Regions from separate parts of the Mus musculus genome. Here region 2 is linked to region 1. The links are chromatin loops, found by intact Hi-C in ENCODE. Cell type or tissue: heart. All regions are shown on one strand. Each heading gives the region's core, and the rest is flanking DNA. Links, peaks and the distances in the headings are about the cores only. Region 1 holds the start of Man2b2 (mannosidase 2, alpha B2). Region 2 has its middle 15 kb from the start of Bloc1s4.

Evidence for each region. Hi-C counts contacts between places; a loop is a spot of excess contacts. Peaks named below come from ENCODE experiments on the same cell type or tissue, not always from the same donor. Only the 100,000 strongest peaks of a DNase experiment are listed, where the experiment ranks them.
Region 2: it touches region 1 in a loop (2.4-fold over the local background); 5 of 42 quality-filtered maps call a loop at or near these places.

What each region holds. Positions count from the first base shown.
Region 1 is chr5:36,827,995-36,833,367 of GRCm38, reverse strand. Man2b2 (mannosidase 2, alpha B2) reads left to right here and starts at 2,719. Exons shown (of 19, transcript NM_008550.2): 1 at 2,719-2,930; 2 at 3,594-3,740. The coding sequence starts at 2,793. In heart, for the core only: no CTCF peak of the experiment used is centred there; DNase peaks (open chromatin) are centred at 1,907, 2,707 and 3,257; H3K4me3 peaks cover 1,569 bases; H3K27ac peaks cover 759 bases.
Region 2 is chr5:36,760,504-36,765,876 of GRCm38, reverse strand. It overlaps the pseudogene Gm40318. Among named protein-coding and RNA genes, the nearest start is that of Bloc1s4, 15 kb to the right of the region's middle. In heart, for the core only: no CTCF peak of the experiment used is centred there; no DNase peak of the experiment used is centred there; H3K27me3 peaks cover 922 bases.

The DNA.
Region 1 (5,373 bases), core at 294-5,293:
CACACATAAACACACACTCACAGACACACACAAACACACATTCAGAGAGGGGGAAGAGAGAGAGAGAGAGAGAGAGAAAGAGAGAGAGAGAGAGAGAGAGAGAGAGAGAGAGAGAATAGGAAGCGGGTCAGGTTATAAACCTCACAGTCCTCCCTGGATAATGTACTTCCCCCGGCAAGGCTGGCTTCCCCTCCTGAAGGTTCCGTAACCTTCCCAAACAGCACCAATGGCAATGGGTACCACATATTCCAATACATGAGCTGTTTGGTGCCGTTTCTCTTTGAAACTGCAGCAGACACTCATCAGCATCCCATGAGACTGGATTTTGTTGTCCTTCCTTGAAATGGGGGCTCCTGGAAGTGAAAACTATTAGGAAAAGTTTCACCTCAGGATCCCAAGACCATGTTCTCAGAACCAAGGAGATGTGTTTGCCTCAGAGAGACAGAGGGCACAGAATAGAAAAACACAAGAGATAGAGGAGGGGGGAGGAGGGGAAGGGAACAAGGGAAAGGGGGCCAGGTATTTGTCCCAGAGGACAAAGGACTGCCTCTGGATAGAGAGGAGACAGATGTGACACATAGGAAAATGGCCATTTATAGAGGTACAAGGGGAAACCCTGTGTTAGGATGAAGTGTTTAATTTTAATTGTGCATGTTAATTAGGTGAGCCAAAGGGGGCTTTTGATTGCTGGACTTCAATACTTAGATAGCTAGACCTTGGTAGTCAGCCTCTGGAGGAGGAAGTGGCCAAATAAGGGAATAGACCTTGAGGGCTAGCTTTAGGAGTGTAATCTAATGGTTTCTAGCAAGACAGAGGGAATGGGGAGAACGACAAGGACTACCAGAGTCATGCTCACCACCATGCTCAAGACCAGGTCTTGAGTCCCTTCAAGATTTATCCCCTGATGTCACATGAGTAGCAGAGAAAAGAGACAATCTCAGGTCCAGCAGTTAATTCCTCGGGTACCTAGGCCTCCATATTTGTTGAGCTATCCCTGAAGTCAGAATTCACCACCTGCTTCAGTTCGGGGATATTCTCACCTCCAGAGCAGACGTCAGTGCTCTGGGGAAGCAGTGAAGCATGTTGGTGCTCCCAGAGATGAGTAACGAGGAACTGAGCTCAGATCCCAGCAACCATGTAAAAGCTGGGTACCGTGTTGAGAATCTGTAGCCCCAACACAGGAGGCAGAGACAGGAGGCCCCTGGAGCGACTGTCTGGTCAACTTAGCCAATCAGAGAACTCCAGGTCCAGTGAGACATGGTATTTCAAAACACAAGGTACAGCGTGATATAGGAAGATACTCAGCATCAACCTCTGACTTCCACACACATGCACACAGCATGTACATACACCACACAAAAAATAAAACACGGTACAACATTCTAGCTTACGACAATCCAAACATACACTAATGTGATGCTCATATGTTGAGAAATTATGGAAGGAAAATATTAAATATTTGTTTTTGAGAGTAAACCATTGTTTCTGTAACAGCATAGATGTTGTCTATTTGCTGAAAAACAACGCAATTCACAGCATATCTGAACCAAAATGTTCTGGGTGGTGTTTGCTGCATAGAGTGTCAGCCTTCACAGTGCAAAGCGCTAGTGCCATGTGTTCAGATCCAAGGTGGCAGTGACATCATCTGAAGTACCATGAGTGAGCACCGCCAGAAATACCTCCGATTCTTTAGGTTTGAGTGTGTTACTAGACATTCGAAAACTTTACCGTTGCCAAAATTTTTGCAGCCCCACATATGTGGTCACAACACACATAATTTAAGAAGCTATGATTGGGCTGGAGAGATGGCATAGCAGTTGACAGCGCTGGTTGCTCTTCTAGTGGACCCAGGTCCCATCCATAGAACCCTTGTGGTGGTCCACATCCCATTGGCTAACATTTGTCATGCAAAGGAGGCTGGGAAATGTAGTCCACCTGAGTCCTAAAGCGGTGGCCGCACAAGTTGGTAAATGGCTGCCCACTTCTTCATGGAAAGGTCTGACCTCTTGTGGAATCTAGAGGTCTCAGGTCCGTGGACAGGATAGAGAGGGATCTGAGCTTGCTCAAAGAACAGCTTGGGTTTTGGTCGCATTTGCTGAAGGGCAAGTGACAAAACAGGCTAGTCAGAGTCACACCTCTGGCCCCACCACAGCCCAGAAAACCCCAAACTATAGACCACCTGCTGGCCACGGAGGAGCTACAGAGGTGATTCAGGGAACTGCTCTCTTACCAATTGTAAAGTCACCAGTTTTAATTGGCTGAGAGATGGGGACTTCATTCATTTAGATCCCATGTCCCTAGCAACTCATGCCTCCTCTATTATCACATCCCATTTTATGGGGATCAAAGAGATTAAACATCTGCCCCAGCTCACCATCCAAGACCCCAGATTTGATTCTGAACCTACCAACCCTGACCCTTTCGTCGCTGTGTCTGTAAAAAGCCAGTTTCGCTTCCTTAAAATGAACTAAAAAATTTCAAGTCAAGCCACCCTGAGGCTAGAGGTCTGCGTCGGAGAGCGTGTTATCCTGGAAGGTTTCCCTCTGTGTAGACAACAGCGGTCTCCAAGTCTGGAGGTAGTGGCCTTGAGCTGCAAGACCACCATATAGGGACGAAAGCTGCAATACACACTCTAGCCGACAAGGGGCGCCGTACCACACAAAGCTCGTGCCCTGCCCGTGGCTGGCAGCGCTCGCGCATTCCTGCCGACAGGCGGCGCCGCGGGTCCCGGACCCGGAAGTGGACCGCTCTACCCAGGACCCGCTGCCCTGGCAGCGTCCCACTGCCCAGCAATGGGGCCGCTGCGCTGGCTGCCGCTACTCGGCCAGCTGTTGCTGTTGTGGCCGCGGGCAGCTCAGCCCGCCGGCCCGATCCGGGCCTTCGTGGTGCCCCACAGTCACATGGACGTGGGCTGGGTCTTCACGGTCCAGGTAAGTTGGAGCGTTCCTGAGCTCCTTGCACAGTAACTGCCTCCTGCGGAGTGCACCCGACCCAGCCGGGAAGAGAGGCGACCTGGGCTGCAGCACCCCACCCCACCCCCCAGCCTGATCCCCTGCAGTCTGAGCCTCAGCCTCGGGCTGGCCACTTCCTGCCTCGGAGTCCTGATGGCATCTATCTTATTAGACGGTCCCTGCAAAAGTTAAGGCAGAGGAGTGTGTCCCCAAAGTGTGGATTGACAGGTAGCCAGTCTCAGGAATAAGCCTGGAGTACCTTGGGTGGGGTAGGTTTCCAAGCAGGTGGATGTCAGCTGACTACAGGCAACTGGGCTGGCCCTCTGTGGTGCTGACATGAGGGCTAGCCAGTTCAGCTTCCTCTTCACACTCCTACCCAGCCAGATAAGCTTGGTATGGGGCCTGTAACCTCGAGGTTCTTTCTGTTCAAGACCTTGGACAGAGCGGGCAGGGAGAGGCTTTCTGTCCACTGGCTCAGGTTCCTTGTCTATAAAGAGAAAGTGGTGATTCCTGCCACATACCCCTAGGTCTGAGTACACTGGAGGTGTTAGGCACCAGGGTACTTGGTCTCTTGTACTTCTCTTTGGTCCTTTGGACTCATCACCACCCTTGGGGCTGTTGTGATGGCTTCTGCCTCCCCAGGAAAGCATGAGAGCCTATGCAGCCAATGTCTACACTACCGTGGTGGCGGAACTGGTCCGCGGAGGGCAGCGGCGCTTCATCGCCGTGGAGCAGGAGTTCTTCCGGCTGTGGTGGGACGGTGTGGCCTCTGAGCAGCAGAAACAGCAGGTAAGGTGGGGACAGGAGTGTCAGGACATGGGTCCCTAAGGTATCCGAAGTGTGAGAGGAAAGTTCCAGGAGGAGACTAGATAGGGAGTTCCAGATGTGCTCAGGAACATGCTAGCTGTAAAGACAAAACAACAACAACAACAAAAACTAGGCTTGTGGTCAGGGCCACTGCCCATAGACAGGGTGACGTCATCTTTCTGTCTGTTCTTGGTAGGGGACCGGACATACCCCTAAGCTAGGCTAGCATTTCTCCCAAAAGGCAACAGGAATTGGTGCTTAATCAACACCCAGGTGAACTTTGTCCCCTCCCCTATCTGCACACACTGACTCTCCCCTGCCCCTGGCTGGCCGTGTTTGGAACCCCTGTGGCTCTGTGACAGCTTAGTGTCACACAGTACAGAGAATGTGGGCAGGCTGGTGCCTGATCCTGCCACTGGCATCTGTAAGCATGGCTTTCTCTTCTATAAGACAAGATAGCCTGCTCCCCGCCCTCAGACAGCTCATGCCAAGGATTCTGAAGAGACACTTGGGGCTTGCCATTGGCATGTACCAGCTCTGGGGGATTGTTGCATAGACTTACAGGTATAGCCTGGCAGCTACCTCAAGGGTTTATAGTTTATGAATAAACAGGTATGGTTCAGAAACAGGGCTGTCTGACTTTAGAGCCTGCCTCTTCCAATGGGGTCTGTCTCCAACCCTCTGTGAAGGGTGTGGCTTTTGTGTAAAGCCCTAGGTAGGAGTCTACTAGTGCAGTTCCCTGGAGCCCAGGATTTTGTCCGCTGGGAATCCCCAATAGCTAGACACCTCCCCATATGTAATCGGTGCCTTGGGGTAAGCCACCTATAGATTCCACCTTCAGCACACAAGCCAAAAGTAACATAAGACCACTCACCCTCATGCCCAGACTTTTCTCTACCAACCCCTAAATTCACTTACCTAACATACATTCACCAGCAAGACCACACTGAACCCCACATAACAAGGCCTGTCTCCCTCTAAATTGTCAAGCCCCCAAAAAAGACAGGATGAGGAGTTGCTCCTGAATTAAAGGAGCTGAATGAAAGATGACCATTTACGGGGACATGGGGTCCCAGGTTGAATGGTGTGCCAGAAAGGGACTGGCGGGGCAGCCCGAGAGGTTCACAGAGAGCCTGGCGTTGCACAGCAGTCTTAGTATTCTGTTTCCTAGTCATGATGATAGTACTAGGCTTACCATCATCCTCATTCCTCTGGACCAACCACACAAAAGTGCTCAGAGTGAAGCAGGCTGCAGCCGGTTCACCGGAAGTGCTTCAGACAAAATAGAGTCAGGGAATAGACGTGGAAGTGTTCGCTCAAGAGAACCCAAAAATGAGGCCGATGAGTGAGTCTGGGGAGGGGTGTGAGGAAGCACTCCGTTCTGTTCCTTCAGCTTTTTAAAAAAGTTATTTGAAAATTAAAATCACATTTACATGTCCTGACCATGGCCTAGATCCAGGTCTCCGATAGCTGCCGTGGGCTATGTGCCTCTGAGTTCTGGGGACATGCTATGAACCAAGACAGGGTCCTCCTGCCTTTGTGGAGTGAGCCAGGATGAGGTGTTTCATGAGGGTCCTTGGGAAGTGCTGCAGGCTTGGGACCTGTGACCTGACTG
Region 2 (5,373 bases), core at 324-5,323, 68 kb after region 1:
CTCATAGATGGACGGATGGACGGATAGACACTGGCAGCTGAAGATAAAAGTCAGAGTAATACCCATTGAAGGAGATACAGAGACAGAGTGTGGAGCAGAAACTGAAGGAATGACCATCCAGAGACTGCCCCACCTGGGGATCCATCCTATATACGATCACCAAACCCAGACACTATTGTGGATGCCAACAAGTGTTTGCTGACAGGAGCCTGATATAGCTGTCTCCTGAAAGGCTCTGCCAGTGCCTGACAAATTCAGAAGTGGATGCAACTAGTCATCCATTGGATGGAGCACAGGGTCCCCAATGGAGGATCTAGAGAAAGTACCCAAGGAGTTGAAGGGGTTTGCAGCCCCATAGGAGAAATAACAATACGAACCAACCAGTACTCCCAGAGTTCCCAGGGACTAAACCACCAACCAAAGAGTACAAATGGTGGGACTCGTGGCTCCAGCTGAATATGTAGCAGAGGATGACCTTGTGGGATATCACTGAGAGGAGAGGCCCTTGGTCCTGAGATGCCCCAGTGTAGGGGAATGCCAGGACAGGGAAGCGGGAGTGGGTGGGTTAGTGAGCAGGGGGACAGGGGATGGGATAGGGGGGTTTTCAGAGGGAAAGAAGGAAAGGGGATAACATTTGAAATGTAAATTTTTAAAAAATCTAATAAAAAAAAAGAAAAAAGTCAGAGTACTCAGGTTCACGTTGTCACCCACAGCCCAGAACATCGTGTTTCTGTCCTAAGCAGAAATGCAACAATGACACATTTTTACAATAAACTCCATCTGTTTTGTTTTATTACAAATGTGTTTGTAAATGACGGAAAAAATGCAGAAGCATGGAGAGAGAAAAATGAGCCATCTTGAATACTGACTCTTTTCTTCTTCTCTTTCTCCCAAACAAGCATTGTTGAGGGCGAAATTCTGATTAATATGAAAGTTACTATTGTTTGGGGCCTAATAGAATGGTGTGAATTCTCTAAGTCTGGGCCTTTCTGAAGACAGTCACCACATCGTTGAGTTGTGCACAGGGCATGGGATGTTCTGATGATCATCAAAGTTTGAGAAATTAATCTTCAGGGAGTGTGTGTCTGTGCTGTGGATACGTGTGTATAAGTGTGCACATGTGTATGTACACGGGTGGAGGTCAGAGGTCAACCTCAGCCATACCTCCTCAGGAACTCCCAACTTCAGTTTGTTTTTTTGTTTTGTTTTGTTTTTTTTTGTTTTTTTTTTTTTTTTTTTTTTTTTTTGGTTTTTCGTGACAGGGTTTCTCTGTATAGCCCTGGCTGTCCTGGAACTCACTTTGTAGACCAGGCTGGCCTCGAACTCAGAAATCTGCCTGCCTCTGCCTCCCAAATGCTGGGATTAAGGCTGTGCGCCACCACACCCGGCTTTTTTTTTTTTTCAGTTTTCTTTTTAAATGTTTCTTTACTTCTATTCTTTGACAATGCCACGCATGTATTTTCATTTTGTGCCCATATTTCCCTCCTTGATTCCCTTCTCACCACCACTGATCCCCTCTTCCAACAACTCCTGCTTCCAGGTCTTCTCTGGTTTCATGTGTGACCCCACAAGTAGGATTGTTTGCACGGTCCTCTGCGGGGGTTGGGGGGTTGTTATTTACCGGAAATGGGCAACTTGCCAGTGGCTACACAGCTGAAAGAATGACCTCCCTGCTCCCAACATTCTCGACTACCAGTGGCTCCTTAGGACTGGACCTCGTGCCCTCTCCTGTCCACGAAGAATGCCGACGGCCCCACCTTGTGCAGGTCTTACAAGAAAGCACGGTCCCTGTAAGCTCCTAAGTGTAACGGCCGTGCCAGCTTTTAACAGCACCCTTTGCTCCGGTCCTCTGGCTCTTACTCCCTCTTCTGTGACAGTCCCTGAGCTTTTGAGGAGGCGGTGTGTCCCAATAGGACTGAGCACCTAACAGTCACTTAACCTCAACAAGAAGGCCAGCTGTGTGTCTCTGCGTTGACCTTTGCCACCAGACAGAAGCTTCTGTGACCAAGGCTAAAGGCAGCACGCATTAGCCTGAAGGTTGGCTCCTCTGGACTCCCTGCCTCTTTGTGGTTTGGGGGATAAGGTCATTGACCAGGAACTCACCAATTAGGTTAGACTGGCTGACCAGCAAGGACTCCTCTATTTCTATGTCCCTGGTGTTGGATAACAAACACATATTACCATCTTCAGCTTCTGTATGTGGTTTCTGGGAATCAAACCCAGATCCTATGGTGAGCGCTTTATGGACTGAGCCCAATCCTCAGCCCCGTGCAGGTATTCTGAGAAGTGCGGGAAGTCTAGGTGGATGGGTGTGTCCCTCTACTCTCTGAGTGTTGAATTTGCAGCCTCCCCTGACTTTGCCATTCTAACCTGCTATAATTAACACCCACTTTCACGTGCACAGCCATGGCTTAGTGGGTGGTCTGAACTCACACTTTCTGAAAATGCCATAGGAACACAAAACATTCCAAATCTCAGCTGCACTGCTGGTCCCCTGATGCTGACGCTGAGATCTGTCCTCTGTTCACCTCTCAGGAAGGATGGTGTCAGCCCTAACTGTTACATGGCCAGGCTTTCAGAGCCTGCACCAGGCTTGTCCTCTCCAAAAAGACCTGGGACCTTAGCAGTGGGCTGGAGCAGCAAACAGAGCTTCTGTGTAGGTTCCTTGGGACCGACGGTCTGTTAGTCTTCATCCCTAATGAATGTAAGTGAGACAGCCCCCTTGCCTTATAGTTGTGAAGCCTGCAGGCTTGTGGAAAACAGATACTCCCGTTGAGAGCACAGTAGAGGGGCTAGGAAGATGGCTCAGTAAGTAAAGAACATATGGAGCTGAATTGAGACCCCCAGCATCGACATAAAAACCGGGTCTGGGGGCTTGAGACATGGACCAGCACTTGAGGTTAGGTGAAGTCCTGTCACTCCATTCAAAGCATCTCACAGCCTGTATACACCAGTGTGTCATTGTGTAGACACAAAGTGTGGCTGGCCGCCATGTGGCTCACTGGTGGGTGCCTTTCCCCTCCCCCTCTGACCCTGAGGCTGGAGCTGACTGAGGCCCAAGTCCCACTCTGCATTCCTGTTGCTGACTCTGCCCCCTCCCTCCTCTGGCTGAGATGACACAGAAGGTCTGAACAAACTGCTGAAGGAACTAGACGCTGATGGAGATGCCCAGGTGGATTTCAGGGCGTTCATAGTGTTTGCGGCTGTGCTCACCTCTGCCTGTCACCGTCAGTCAGTTCCCAAGGGAAGATGCCAAATGATTCAGAAAGATGGTGTCTGGGATGCCAGATTCCTGACAGAGTCCCCAGGAGGGCCTGGCAGTAAATCTCTGGATTCTGGAAAGTACTTGTTAGCAGTTACTTCCTTGGGCTGAGTTGGCCAGTGTCCCTCTGGTTAATAAATGCTTATGAAATTCTCATTGGCTCAGAGAATCCAGACATTTCCTTTAAACCTTGAAGTCTTTGCTGAACAAAGAAACACCTCACTGGAAGGACCCAGCAGGCCAGACATGTAGCCATCTGCATCATAGTCACATATTGCTGGACACATGGCCCTGCCACACAACCCAAGCCCCGCAGTTATTAAAATGGTTAGTCGTGGAGTGCTGGCCCGACAGCCACTTGAAATGTTTGTAACTGATGCTGCTTGTAACTGTTTTTTAGAAGGGCCAGGTGCAGCCGGTGACAGACTGAGAGACAGCACATTACAAGGTGTGTGTGTGTGTGTGTGTGTGTGTGTGTGTGTGTGTGAGAGAGAGAGAGAGAGAGAGAGAGAGAGAGAGAGAGAGAGAGAGAGAGAGAGAACAGCCAACAGACCACGGTTTTTATTCAGGTCAGTGTCCTGACACTGTCTTTGGAAAGCAGACAGTGGCCAGGGTGAGGTCACAGAGGAGACGCTGGTGACTTTGGTTTCAGGGTTTTCCCCATCCTCTGAGCAGCCAGCATGAAACCTGTCTAAGCATTCTGAAGAAACCTTGAACTTCAAGAGGGCATAATATGGGGGCTACCCATGCTAGGGGAAAAGATGCAGACATAGCTGTAAAAGGGATAGCCTGTGGGCTGGGTGCACACATCTCAAGGTGGATGGCAGGCGATGTCGACATGACATGCTGGGACCTAAAGGACGCACCAGCGCAGAGCAGAGCAGAGCAGAGCAGAGCAGAGCAGAGCAGAGCAGAGCAGAGCAGAGCAGAGCAGAGCAGAGCAGAGCAGAGATTGTTTTTTTCTTTTCTTGTGCTGCTCAACAAGCCAGCGGCCATGCTGTGGGTGGCAATCTCTCAGCCTGTTAATTTTGGAAGGAGGTGACCCCTCAGAAGCTGCTGCAAGTGTCAGCCCCCCCTTCACTGTGGAGCCTTACTCAGGCCTGAGGTAAGGACACCTCACCTAGCTCCCCCAGACTCTGCCCTCACCCTGGGTATGGGAGTCAGCAATTGATACCGAGAGGCAGGCCACACAAAGGTTGCATGGGTATTTTAGCAGACTGCAGGGCGCTTCAGCTGAATCCAGAAGACTTAGAGAAGACTTCTGGAACTGGGTCACTGAAGGTGGGCTTCTATGTTTTCCAACTAAGCCCTAGAAGGCTGTTGCATGGAAACTGCAGTGTGCCATCTCTGCAAGCATCCTTCTCTGGCTTCTCTGACTGTACCTGGTAACTCCTACCTTCTCCTTGTCAAGACACAGGCCATTCTCTCTTAGTCTCCTCCTCCTCTTCTTCCCCTCCCTCCTCTTCTTCCCCTCCCTCCTCTTCTTCCCCTCCCTCCTCTTCCTCTTGGGACAGGGACATATGTATGCCTGACTGGCCTCAAACTCTGCGTATCTGAGGGCAAGCTTAACCTCTGATCCTCTGGCATCCACCTAGAGTGCTGGGATTACAGGCGTTCTCTATCACACCTACTTTATGTGACACTGGGGACAGGACTCAGGCTTCATGTATGTCAGGACAGCATTCAGGTGAGCCACACCCAAAGTCCCTCCTCCTGGCTGCCTGCAGAAGACAGTTCCCTTTTGTTGCCTGCAGATCAAAATGTAGAACTTTGGCTCCTCCAGCACCATGGCTTGTATGCTGCCATGCTACCTGTCATGATGATAATGGACTGAACCTCTGAAACTGTAAGCCAGCTCCAATTAAATCTTTTCCTTTATAAGACTTGCCTTGGTAATGTTTTCTCTTCACAGCAATGAAACACTAAGACACTATTATGCTGTTATTGTTATTTTGATGACCAAATTGTCACTAAGCTAACAAGTAGAAGGTCACCTAAGCTGTCATCTCTATGCTCTTCCCTGTGCCCAACATTCTTTGACATGTTTTCCTCACCCTGTCTCTAGGACAGGCCTTTTCTCTAAGCAGTCCTGAGTTCCTTTAGTGAAATGT